2 separate regions of the Mus musculus genome follow, and region 1 is linked to region 2. Evidence: chromatin contacts called from ENCODE POLR2A ChIA-PET data. All regions are on one chromosome and are shown on one strand. The core of a region is the stretch at or near the end of the contact, and the rest is flanking DNA. Distances in the headings are between cores, read along the strand shown. Region 1 holds the start of Zfp579 (zinc finger protein 579). Region 2 holds the start of Zfp628 (zinc finger protein 628).

What was found. ChIA-PET counts read pairs that join two places held with the same protein, here RNA polymerase II (POLR2A).
Region 1: POLR2A ChIA-PET joins it to region 2 with 13 read pairs in Patski. The contact joins the promoter of Zfp579 here to the promoter of Zfp628 in region 2. POLR2A ChIA-PET finds 5 or more read pairs at or near these places in 3 of 5 experiments (Patski and embryonic stem cell).

The regions. Positions count from the first base shown.
Region 1 is chr7:4,993,463-4,999,856 of GRCm38, reverse strand. Zfp579 (zinc finger protein 579) reads left to right here and starts at 3,756. Exons shown (of 2, transcript NM_026741.2): 1 at 3,756-3,853; 2 at 4,945-6,394. The coding sequence starts at 4,947.
Region 2 is chr7:4,911,493-4,918,330 of GRCm38, reverse strand. It overlaps Zfp628 (zinc finger protein 628), which reads right to left and starts at 3,114. Exons shown (of 3, transcript NM_170759.2): 1 at 2,926-3,114; 2 at 815-921. Gm51297 (predicted gene, 51297) reads right to left here and starts at 366; the gene lies at 301-366.

The sequences.
Region 1 (6,394 bases), core at 2,507-5,006, 81 kb before region 2:
GTGGTTGCTGGGATTTGAACTCTGGACCCCTGGAAGAGCAGCCAGTGCTCTTAACCGCTGAGCCATCTCTCCAGCCCCCTTATTTATTTATTCATTTATTCATTCGTTTGTTTGTTTGTTTGTTTATTATTAAGAAAGAAAACTGAGGACCATTTTAGCTAGCATGTACCAGACATACATCTCTGGAGGTGACAAAAGCAAGGAGATCCTTACAGATCCTGTCCAAAGGAAGGACGTTACAGACAAAGGAAGCAGGAGGAGGAAATAAGTGAGGAAATATTGGGCCTGGATGTGCTTCTGAAGCCCTGGCATTTTGGACATTGAGGAAGGAGGAGGACACGTTTGAGGTCAATTTGGGCTATATAGTTAGACTCTGTTCTCCATCGGCCCCTCTCCTCGCCAGAAAGGCAGTAGGCAAGGGGCAAGCAGAACTAGATAGGGTTTGAGGGATAAAGGGCTGGGGTTTTGTCTTCTTTTGCTGGTTTGTTTGTTTGTTTGTTTGTTTGTTTCTCTTCCTGAGCATGAAGAGAAATCGTGGGAAGTGTTCAGCTCAGAAATGAGGTGTGGCTGGGCCAACAAAACCTCTCAGAAATCAAGATACTTGCTGCCTTCATCTCTGGAATCCACAGGGTGGAAGGAGAGAACTGACTCCCACAGGTTGTTCTCGAATCCCTGTGGACACACACCAACGTTTTTGTTTGTCTGCTTTTATTTCATTTATTTAAGTGAGGAGCTGTAATAGATGGGTCTGGATTCTAGGCTGGAAAGTGAGAAGCCACTGAGTTGTGTCCCTCAAGTGCAGTAGGTAACCAGGCTGGGTCACAGTGGCCCAGCCACCTCTCACCTGGAGCAGAGCAGCCTTACAACCCTGGCCTACAGCTCGCCCCCGCATCCTGCCCTGCACCCCGCTCCGCATCCCGCCCCGCCCCGCCTCAGTGCAGGTTCCTCCGGAATGTTTCTAAACCCTATTCGGATCATATGACTCTGCTGCTTAAAACCTTCTCAATGGATCCTTAGTGCTCTCCGAGTAATTGCAGGCTCAGCTGGCCACAGTCCTTGCACAGGGTTGATGCTTCTCTCTGATAGTCTGGCCACCATGGATGCTCCAATCCATGATTGCAGATGACACCCCCAAGTAACAGCGCCCTTGTTCTGTTCTGTTTGAAATTCTTCCTGTTTACCCATTTCTCAATTTGTTACTTTCCTCCCTCCCCCTTTTTGCTGTTGTTTGCTCATTTGTTTATTTGAGACTAGGGCGTTCTTTATATCATTATAGTATGGAATTTTGCCCTGTCTCCACCTCCTAAGTGAGGGGATCGCAGGTGCACACAACTGTGCCTTGCCCCTCTTAAAAAAGAATTTATTTTTATCTTACATGTTTTTCCTGCCTGTATGTATGTGCACCCCACATATGCTTGACTCTGGGAGACAGAAGAGGTCCTCTTGGAACTGGAGTGTTATAAAGGAACTGTGAGCTGTTTTGTGGGTGCTGGGAACCCAATTCAGGTCCTCATCAAGAGCAGTTAGTGGTTTTAACTGCAGAGCCATCTTGTCGGTCTCCAAGCTGCAGATAGGAGCGCACACAGAGACTTAGCACGGGTGGTTTTGTGTTGTTCTCTTCCTTGTGCTCAGCTGGGGAGTCTCCACATTTCCACACAGTAAGCTTCTTTCTTCCTTTTTTTTTTTTTTTTTTCAGGGCATACAAGATTTCTCTGGGTCATGATTTTATTCCCCTGATCTCTTACTGAGCCATTCATAGTGATTTCCAAGACTGCCATAGTAGACTAGCCAGAGAGCTCAGTCAGTACAGCCACTTGTCCCCAAGGCTAATCACCTGAATTTGATCCTAGGACAGGACCCACATCGTGGAGAGAGAACTGACCTCTGACCTCCATATATGCACTGTGCTGTGTGTGCACCCGACATACATAAATAATAAATGTAACAGAATCTAACTTCAATTTATTTTTATTTTTTGGCAATATGCCCCTCTGCGTGTATGTGTTCAAAAGACAAAAGGTGTTGGAGCTGAAGTTATACAGGGGGTGGGGGCTTGCCTGGGTGCTGGAAACCAAATTCTGGCCCTCTTGAACAGCAATACTCTCAAGCACTGGACTGTCTCTTCAGCCCTACATTTGTATTTGTTTATTTAATGTGTATGTGTACATTTGTGTCTGTGTGTTTATGTATGTTTATATGTGTGTATATGTGTGTTGTATGTATGGGTGGGTGTGTTTGTACATATGTGAATGTATGTTTATGTATATGTGTGTGCAGACACACAGGTGGAGAAGTCAGAGGCCCACCCACAGGAATCGGTTTGGTGATCTCTTTCTACTCTGTGGGTCCTGGATAGCTCAGATCATCAGCCACGAGTCAGGCGCCTTTGCACTGAGCTATCTTGCCAGCCCACAATACCTATACTGAAATGTTTTTTTTTTTTTTTTTTTTTAAGATTTTATTTATTTACTTATTATATGTAAGTACACTGTAGCTGTCTTCAGACACTCCAGAAGAGGGCGTCAGATCTCGTTACGGATGGTTGTGAGCCACCATGTGGTTGCTGGGATTTGAACTTCCGACCTTCGGAAGAGCAGTCGGGTGCTCTTACCCACTGAGCCATCTCACCAGCCCCCTGAAATGTTTTTAAAAAGAAAAAGAAAGCAGCCGCAATGGACTGGCACAAGTATAATACTGCATGTTTCTGGTTTCTCAAGGGTAAATTCCTGGAATTACTAGCATATCAAAGCTTTCCAAACCTCTACTCACCCAGACACGTACAAAAGGAACAGTTTACCCAGCCTCTTGCCAACTATGTTTGGCATGAAGTTAACCCTAAAGAAAACAACACTGTAATGCAGGCAGATAACTGAAACGGCCCTTTTTCTCCATCATATATACTTTGAGATGTGGCCCATGTAGCAGGCTGAAACATTAAAGCTCCAAGTTCCAGAAACGTAGTTGCCAAGGAAGACTAGAGGAATGGCATTCACTCCCATTGAAAGCCAGCTCACTGTCTCTTCCATCCCCTTCATTCCACAGCACTTTGCCCAAAACAAGAGCTTCCCTCGTCACACCGTCTGTGACTGACTCTTGTTTGTCCCTTTTCATCATAGTATGAATTTTGCCTTTATCGATCCAGCACCAAGGACAGAGCCAGCCCACAGTAGGTGTTCTGATAAAACTGGTCGGGTTGTGATCCTGGGGCTTACCATAAAGGGAGAAACTGAGGCTCGGAGAAGAGAGAATTGCTTGCCCAGGCAACCAAGGGACAGTGAGAGTCAGGCTCGATCATAGAGGTGCACTCCTTGTATCATTGATGTTCACTCTCAAGCCTGTATCACTCACTGCTTCGTTCATCTCCATCTCTGCCTTCTTCAGACCCAGCAGCCAGCACAGTGCCTGGCACCGGCAGGGCTTGATAAATGCCTGTTTGTTGAAAGAATGAATGAATATGTGTTATCTGCTGGGAAATGGAGGAGGGGTGGAAAGCTGGATCCAGATTCCCAGGCTTGCAGCCTCCTCCTCCTCTGAGGGTCCAAAGGACAGGCCTTCAGCCCCTTCCCCTCCCGGGATCCAGGAGCCGCAGCTCCCTCCTCTGCTCCCGCCCCCCCCCCCCCCGCACCCCCACCAGGTCCCTGGCCCTCCGCTTCCGGCTTCTCAGCCAGTCTTTCCTCTTCTGGCCTCCGACCAAGCACCGGGTTTCCGGGGGGAAGGCTTAGGCTGTAACACCGAGCCCAGCCTCCTTCTCCACCCCCACCCCTCCCACTACGCTCAACCCCCTCCCTCTCCGCCACCACTGTCCGCGATCGCCCGGCCGCAGGGAAGGAAGAAAGGAGCGCAGGAGGTGGAGGTAAGACCGGCTCCCTGAGACTGGGGCGAGCCCCAGGCCCTGCGCAGAGCAATCTGCAAGGCCTCGACCCGCTGCCTTAGTTCTGCAGATCACACCTACCCGGAACAGATAGACCCCCTCTTGGACCTAGATCCCCCGACAGCCGGCAGGTTCCACGCCCTCCCCCGACACCACGCCCGGCCAGGGGTCTGGCCACAGCTTTCTCGCTGAGGATTTTCTGCAGCCCAGCTCCCAGTCCACTCCTCCCCCTTGTCTTGTGAGTCAGGGCCCCTTACCCAGCTTCTTCCTTCACCCGGACTCAGAGGCTGCGTCTACCTGCAAGAGTCTAGTTCGCCTATCTGGTTCTATCTGAGACCCAGGAGTCCTACCTTTCAGTCTTCTTGCCTGAGACCCAGGGATCCAGAAATCAGCCCTTCTTTAAACCCAGGAGTCCAGGTCCTCCCTCAGACCCAGGAGTGCAGACCCCGACCTTCTTCAGACCCAGGAGCCCAGACCCCAGCCCTCCTCCTTCCGATCCAGGAATCCAGACCCCATTCCTCCTCCCTCAGACCCAGGAATCCAGACCCCAGCTCTCCTCTCACAGACCCAGGGGCTTAAGCCCGGCTACCCACTGGTCCCTCCCAGCCCCTGACTTATGGACTTTTTATTTCCAGGGCCTCTTGACTTTGAATCCCACCCTACTTGGGCCCCAAGGGTGGACTGGTTCCCAGCCCCTCCAGGAATGTTCAAGCCCCAGGGCACTAGAGCAAAATCAATTGGCTGACTTTGTCTCCCTGTGTCTCCTCTGTATGTGTCTTGTTCTGTCTTCCTGACCGTTCCCACCTCTGATATCTATGTTTTCTTTCTCTCTATCTCTCTCCTTTGTGTTTCTCCTGAACTTGGCCCCCCTTTCCTACGTCTCCACAACTCTCTCCTCTCCTTTCCTGTGTCTATCCCCTTCTGCCTCCTCACCACCTTCCTCTCCCGACTTTCATCTGTATCCTCTTCTGAACTGTGGATCTACCTGCCCTGTACCTCTGCTCTCCTCTTCACCTCACCCCACATCTTTCATCTCTTCTCCCCACCCCTGCCTCTTCCCCTTTTCCCCACAGGCATGGATCCACAGCCCCCTCCACCCGCCCAGGGCAGCCCACCTCACCGTGACCGTGGCCGAGGCCGAGGCCGTGGCCGTGGCCGTGGCCGAGGCCGTGGTCGTGGCAGAGGGGGTGCTGGAGCCCCTAGGGCGCCTCTGCCCTGCCCAACCTGTGGTCGCCTCTTCCGCTTCCCTTACTACCTGTCTCGACACCGGCTGAGCCACTCGGGTCTCCGGCCCCATGCCTGCCCTCTGTGCCCCAAAGCTTTCCGCAGGCCTGCCCACCTTTCCCGCCACCTTCGTGGCCACGGGCCCCAGCCCCCGCTGCGCTGCGCTGCCTGCCCACGCACCTTCCCGGAGCCAGCCCAGCTCAGGCGCCACCTGGCCCAAGAGCACGCAGGTAGCGAGGTGGATCTGTCCACGCAGAGGGCAGTGAAGGAGGAGCCTGAGGCCAGTTGGGGTCCGCAGGACGAGGGAGTGGAACAGCCCGCCACGGTGGTGGTGGCCGGGGCTGAGGAGGAGGCGACCACACAGTGGCCCGCAGGGGACTCGGCTCCTGCGGCTGTCCCCACGAGTACGGATCCTCGGGAATCAGAGGCCAAGGAGGCCGAGGCCGGGGCAGCGGAGCTAAGGGCAGAGTTGGCACTGGCCGCGGGGCGACAGGAGGAGAAACAGGTCCTTCTCCAGGCCGACTGGACGCTGCTGTGTCTCCGCTGTCGCGAAGCCTTCGCCACCAAGGGGGAGCTCAAAGCCCACCCGTGTCTGCGCCCCGAGGGCGAACAGGAGGGCGAAGGAGGACCCCCGCCCCGCCCCAAGCGACACCAGTGTTCCATCTGCCTCAAGGCTTTCGCCAGGCCCTGGTCCCTATCGCGTCACCGGCTAGTCCACTCCACCGATCGACCTTTTGTGTGTCCAGACTGCGGCCTGGCCTTCCGCTTGGCCTCCTACCTCCGCCAGCACCGCCGCGTCCATGGTCCACTCAGCCTGCTGGCCCCGTTACCCGGGGCCGGCAAGAAGGATGACAAGGCCTCGGGCGGACGGAACTCAGGGAAAGGGCCCGAGGGGGGCGAAGGGGCAGAATGTGGGGGTGCATCGGAAGGGGGTGAAGGCGGGCATAATGGAGGAGATGCCACCCCAGCCCGGCCTCCGGCGGGGGAGCCACGTTTCTGGTGTCCTGAGTGTGGCAAAGGTTTCCGACGCCGGGCACACCTACGCCAGCATGGGGTCACCCACTCCGGGGCGCGCCCTTTTCAGTGCGTGCGCTGCCAGAGGGAATTCAAGCGACTGGCGGACCTGGCCCGCCACGCGCAAGTCCATGCTGGGGGTCCCGCCCCGCATCCGTGCCCGCGATGCCCACGCCGCTTCTCTCGCGCTTACAGCCTCCTGCGCCACCAACGCTGCCACCGCGCCGAGCTGGAACGGGCGGAGCTGGAGAGGGCTGCAGCGCTGCAGGAACTCCAGACCCAGGC
Region 2 (6,838 bases), core at 1,865-4,364:
CCCACTACCTGCCTCATTCCCTCTCAGATCCCCCAAATCCCTAGTGAGGATGCCCTGTTCCCACAGGATCTGCAACCTCTTTCCATCACGCAGTGTTACCAGCCTTGTACACACTCTCCCTGGCACACCCTGCCTGTGCATATATTGATGCCCGCAACTCAACATAGCCCATGCCTCTCAGCTCCCAGCACTTTCTCTGATCTCCATGCCCCCCCCCACCACCACCACCAGGGATAACCCTTAGCATGTTTCTTCTCCCACTGAAATCCTCTTGCTTCGCTGTCCTTAGCCACTGGCCGTGCTGATGACTGGAAAGAGAAGAGCGATCTGAATAATAAATATTCTCATCCTCCAATCCAGGCACCAACAGGTCCCAAACGAGCCAAATGTCTTTCCACCCAGGAGGCATCTTGTGATGTCTGGAGACACTGGCTGTTGCTTGTCTGTCAAGGGCAGGGACAGAGGTGCTTCTCAGCACCCTACAGCACACAGGATGAATCCCTACAAAGATGCAGTCCAAAAGAGTAGCAGCTGACAACTGCAAGGGTCCCCGCCCCCAAATACTCTATGCCATGGCCTCTGACCTCCCATGGCATCCTCTAGCAGTTTGCTTCTCTCCTGGCCCAATCCCAGCAGCATATGTAAGGAAACAAGACCCCTTGTTCCACTTCCCCCAGCCCTTTATATGTCAGGGGGACTAACCTGCCCCTCCCTCTGGAACCACGTCAGGTGCCTGCAGTCCCCACATACCCCAGCTCCTTGTACCTGCAGTCCCCACATACCCCAGCTCCTTGTACCTGCAGTCCCCACATACCCCAGCTCCTTGCTGCTGAGTCTTTCCTTTAAGCATATCTCCTAGCTGCAGATGGCTGACTCTCCCTTCTGTGACCACCTTAGCCTTCGGGCTGGATCCTTCTAAACCTGGAGGTGGAGAATCAGAGCTCAGTCAAGAACTGCTGTCTTCCTCTCTGCCCCCACTGCCCCTCTCTGAAAGCCCTTACCCTCCCCTAGGATTCCACAATCTATAGAAAACTCTAAAAGTGTGACTCTACCCAGGCCTCTCCTTTGCTCCAAATGCTTGGGACACAAGATACCTCACACTTAACCACAATCTAACTCCAGGTCTTTCTCCCTCTATGCTCTCCTGTTACAAAACTTAAGGGTTGGGCAGGAGATGTAGCTCAGTTGATGGAGTGCCTATCCAACACACACAAAGTCCTAGGTGTGAGCCCCAGCACTGCTAAACCAGGTGTGGTAAGAGGAGGCTAAGACAGGAGGATGAGTCTGAGGCAAACCTGGATAGTAGTCACACCTATAAGGGGACAGAAGACAAACTCCCTTACAGGAGCCTGCTGACTGCGCATAACTACGTCCGTCTTCTCCCCTCTTGCAGGCCTCCTGTCCCTCTAGCCGTTCAACTAAGCAGGGAAAGCTACCACCACCTTATGCCTAGTGCCCTTCCCCTCCACCATCCACAACTCACACTGTCACCTCCAAGTCTTCAAGAACTCACCCCAGAGAGCCTTCCTCAGACCACCCTTGAGCACTCCCTGATCTCCTCCCATGCCTTATTTGCTCCCTTCTTCACGGGGCCCATCACCTTCTAAATACTATAGGGCAAGCATTTCTCTTTGTCTTTTTGAGACACAGTTTCTCTGCACAGCCCTGGCTGTCCTGGAACTCACTACCTAGACCAGGCTGGCCTCGAACTCAGATGTCTGCATCTGCCTCCTGAGTGCTGGGCTCAAAGGCGTGCATCACCACCACCCTAGCCAGGACTTCTCAACCTCACCAGCACAGAGATTTGGAGACAGGTCATTCTTTGTCAGAGGGGCTGTCTAATAAATGGATGGGTGTTCATCAGGATTCCTGACTCAATAGGATGGATGCCACTGGTAACAAAACACAGTGCCAGCTTGACCCTTCCCTAGTAAATCCTGAAGTCAGTACTGCAGTGACAGTACCCCAGGACAGTCCCATCAACATATAAGTCTCTTACTGCTTGTTCTACTCTGTCAATGTTCACATCATCCAAACAGAGAACCTCTGCTTCGTTCGATCGATCGTTCTCTGATGCATCCATCACCCACCAAAACATCAGGAGAGAGCATGCTCAGTAAAGACAGTCTGAGTGAAGAGAGGGAGGCACCCCCTTTTGACAGGTTATAAAGGATTTCTTTTTCAAAGGGCAATAGGCTATGAAGGATTGTTTTTTTAAAGGGCTGTTGTTCCTTTTGGCGTGTAGGTGACAAATGAGGTTCAGAAACTGTCTGTGCCTCTGAGGCCATATCTTTTAACACAAGAGGCCCAACGGAACAGGGACCCATCTTAGCAGTGAGAGTGCCCTTTAAGCGTCTGGGCTTTACGAGGAAGCTCTTGGGGTTTGGGATGTAGCTCGGTTATTAAGGGTTAATGACTGGCATGCACAAAGCTCTGGGTTCTTGTCACAGTACACCATAGAACTGGGCGTGGTGGCACAGGCAGGCCTGTAATCCCAGCGCGCAGATGAAGGCAGCAGGATCGTAAATTTAAGGTCATTGTCAGCTATACAGTGAGTCTGACGGCATCCTAAGCTACATGAGGTTTTATCTGGGAGGGAAAAAAGATCTCTTTGTTCAGATAGTCTAGGGACCAGCAGAATTATGAAACTTTTCCTTCAATGTTTGGGAAACTATCACCCGCTTTTAAGGAAATAACCCCCTTTTAGGAGAAAGGGGAGAAGGGAAAGGGCAGGAAGCTTTGCAAAAATGCAGCTAAACACACTGTCCTTACCCCTTTAAGAGGGCGGAGCCGGCCTAACAGATTAAATATCGGAGGCGAAATAGCGACCTTCCCTTTAAGGTACCCCTTCCGGTTTCCCGCTCGCCGTTCTCCAAACGACTCCGCCCTCCGGCCCTTCCCCCACCGCGCCCTCCGGTCTCTCACCTGTGGCCCCGGTCGGGGAGGGGGATCAAGGAGAACCCCAGGGCCTTCCCGCGGGGGCTGACGGGAAGCGGGGCCCGGCACAGCGCTGCGGGACCCGCGGCCCGGGAGGGGGCGGGGGCGCGCTCCCTCCCCACGGCCCCCGGCGCGAGGCACTCAACCTTTATCGGCGGCCTCTCGCGCACACAAACCCCGCCGCCGCCGCCTTCGTGCGTCATGACGCAACGCGCCAAGCCCGGCCCGGCCCCACCCACTGCTGGGGTTCGCCAGATGCAGAATCCCGGGGGTCCAAGCCTCAGGCCCGTGGTGTACACGCAGACCCTGTTCCCTCGTGCTGGGAAGGAAACTGAGGCACTCAACCTTCCTGCATGGCCTGGGATGGCCTGGGTCTCGGGAGTCTGAGTTGCCCCTACAAGCCTGCTTTTTTTCCCCTGCCTGCTGGTATCTGGGGCCAAGCTTGCTTTCTGAGCCTGTGCTGAGACTTTCGGATAGATTATTTTTGTTGTCTTAATTGTTTTTTGTTTTTGTTTTTTACTTTTTGAGACAATGGGCTCTTGTAGGCTCATGTAGCACGGGCTGGCCTTGAATTTTTTTTTTTTTTTCCGAGACAGTCCTGGAACTCTGTAGACCAGGCTGGACTCGAATTCAGAAATCCTCCTGCCTCTGCCTCCCAAGTGCTGGGATTAAAGGTGTGCGCCACCACTGCCCGGCTGCCTTTTTCTTAAGATCTATTTATTTTTACCTTCTCTGTATATGTGAGTTCCCACATGCATGTCTGTGCACCCCATGTGTGCCTGGTGCCTGAGGAAGCCAAAACAGAGTGTCAGATCCTTTGGAGCTAGAGTTACAGGGCAGTTGTGAACTGTCTGGTGTGGTCCCAAGGAACCGAAGCCCAGTCCTCTGTAAAACTAGCAGTTGTTCTTAACTACAAAGCTATCACCCCAGCCCTAACTTAGAGGGCTGGTGAGATGGCTCAGACTGATGGTACTGATGCTCGCTGCCCAGTGAAGCCATAGAGGAGTCTTAATCCAGCAACATGGCTATTGTGGCTGGAACACAGATATGACCTTAGTACACACCTTTAATTCCAGGAGACAGAGGCAAGCAGATCTCTTTGAGTCCAAGGCCAGCCTGGAATAGAGCAAGTTTCAGGTAAGGAAAAGCTTAGGACCAGGTTTGGTGGTGCATGCCTTTAATCCCAGCACTCAGGAGATAGAGGCATGTAGATCTCTGAGTTCTAGGCAACCAGTTCAGTTGAATCAGTGAGTTGAGAGGCTATGCAGAGGAGTTCAGAGGTAGTTTTCATAGAGATGGTTTTATAGAGACAAGTTGCAGGTGAAGACACAATGAGCCAGAGAATAAAAAGAAGCCAAATTAGAACAGATTTCTAGAGTTAGTTTGAGGTCAAGCAGAGCAATTCAGTCAGAAGCTGAGAGAATCAGTCACTTTGGAGAGGTGTTTAGGCCAGAGAAGCTGAGTTGAACCAGCCAGCCAGAATTCAGAAAGAGCTAGAAAGGGTGAGTTTATTCAACAGTAGACATCAGAGATGGCAATTACATCTGGAAAATAGCAATTACATTTACAACATGGATATGGTGAAAGGTGAGAACAAACTCCCACAAGTTGTCCTCCAATCAGCATCTATGCTGTGTGGCAAATACATGCATGCCCATACACACAAAATAAGTGGCTGAATGTAATTTACATTTTTTCATTTTATGTATGAGAGAGAGAGAGATCCAGAGAACCCGCCTTTGATTTCTAGAATCCACAACAGTGGCTCACAACTGTAACTCCAGTCCCACAGAACCCTCCCGAGACACCGTGGACACAGGCACAGACATGAGTGTGGTAAAACACACATACACATAAAAAGAAATATATTATTTAAGTTCAAAGTCTCGCCTGAGATTCAAGGCAGCCCCTTAGCTGTGAGGCCCTGCAAAGTCAAAAAGAAAGTTCCAAGATTCTGATATGCAGTGACACAATAGACACCCTGTAGGGTCCGAAAGTCAAGTCGCTGAAGACTTCAGACTCAGTATGCAAAGACGGTTTATTCTAGAGAAACAACCAGCATGCAGAGGTCAAATATTTTTCAAAATGTCAACCCCAGACAAAGGTGCATAGGCCTTCTTATAGGGGGACTGTCAGGAAGGATCAGGTAATCTAAAATTTCATTGGTGAGTGCTAGGCTGGGGGGGGGGGGTCATGGGTGGTCAGTGGCCTGCATTCCTATGTCACGAACTTTAACTATAGGATGAGGTAGGGCTACCCAGCGCAGATGGCCCATTCTGAGATAAAGTATTTTCCCCATTTTTGTGGTTATCCCCAGGTCTTCTTTGGGAGGAGTTTTATGACCTTGTTTCTGTGTTTTGTGGTCTGCTTGGAGCTGGTGCCTAATTGCTTTCTTTTCAAAGTCAGGCCTGGTCCTTAAATGAAGACAAATGGGGTTTATGTTGTCCTTTCAATTCCCATTCCAAAATGGGGGAGTGGGAAGATAGGAAAAAGAAAGAAAGGAAGAAAGGAAGAAAGGAAGAAAGAAAGAAAGAAAGAAAGAAAGAAAGAAAGAAAGAAAGAAAGAAAGAAAGAAAGAAAGAAAGAAAGAAAGAAAGAAAGAAAAAGCCACCCAAACCCAGCAGGGCAAACATTAGATCCTGTATTTCCACTGCCGCAGCACAGGACATCCTGTGGGCTTTGTTGCAGCATGCATGGCCTCCATGGACGCTGGTTCTTCTCCACATATTTTTCTTTACCAAATGTTCTACATTCTTGGTTTCTCCAACGTCCTCAGGTTTCCATCTTGTGGAAGACTTCACTTCTATAACTTCATACATGGTCCACTCAAGGTCTTTGTAGTGGTTTGAAACAAAATGGCCTCCATAGGCTCATAGGAAGTGACAGTATTAGGAGGTGTGGCCTTGGAGGAGGTGTGGCTTTGTTGGAGGAAGTGTGTCATTAGGGGGTGGGCTTCAAGGTCTCCGAAGCTCAAGCCAGTTCACCTCCTGCTGCCTAATGAATGCAGAACTCTGAGCTCCTCCACCACCATGTCTGTCTGCGTGCTACCATGTTTCCTAAGATGATAATGGACTAAACCTCTGAACCTGTAAGCCAGCCCCAATTAAATGTTCTCCTTTGTAAGGGTTGCCGGGATCGTGGTATCTGTTCACAGCAATAGAAACTCCACCCTTAGCAGGTAAAATTCCAAGTTTCCTGGAATACAAGCACTCCGGTACTGGGTAACTGAGATGGTGCCTTAAGTGATTACCGAGGCGGGGATGGGGGTGGGGGTGTAGCATATACAGCGTGGATACACTAGACACAGGATTTGTTTTCTAACTGCAGTGGATGGCATACTGTTCCATACTGTTCAGAACAGAATGCAAATTAAGATGACGAATGCTTTAATTCTGGAATTTTCCGTGTGGTATTTGAAGACCAAGATTGATTGTCTAAACTAAAACTAGAGAGACCTCAGATTACACGGGGCTGTGGGGGGTGGGGTGACGGGGGTTCCGGGAATGCTCACACAAATGGAACAGGAGAAAAGGGGGCCTGGGACCTTGAGCTGGACCACCCAACATCAGTATAGATATTTCGCGCCCCCTGGCGGATCATCCCCAAGTTGCAAGCTGTGTGCTCAGGCTGGACATGGCTTGGAAACAGAGGAGCTCGTGGATGTTTCTCTTGGCTGCTAGGAGCAAGGAATCCAGGTCAACTTCTGGAACTGAGCTAGCAAAAATGCTATTAGCTACAGCAGTGGTGACCCCTGGCTGGCCCTGGGAGTGTGAGCCTTTCATTCGACTCTGGAGAGACCCGAGAGTACACTTCCAGCAACTCTGGACCAAGGAATTCCAGCCTTCCCCCACCTACCAAGATTTGTAAAAAATAGACTTTATCTGGACGTGGAGACAAGCCT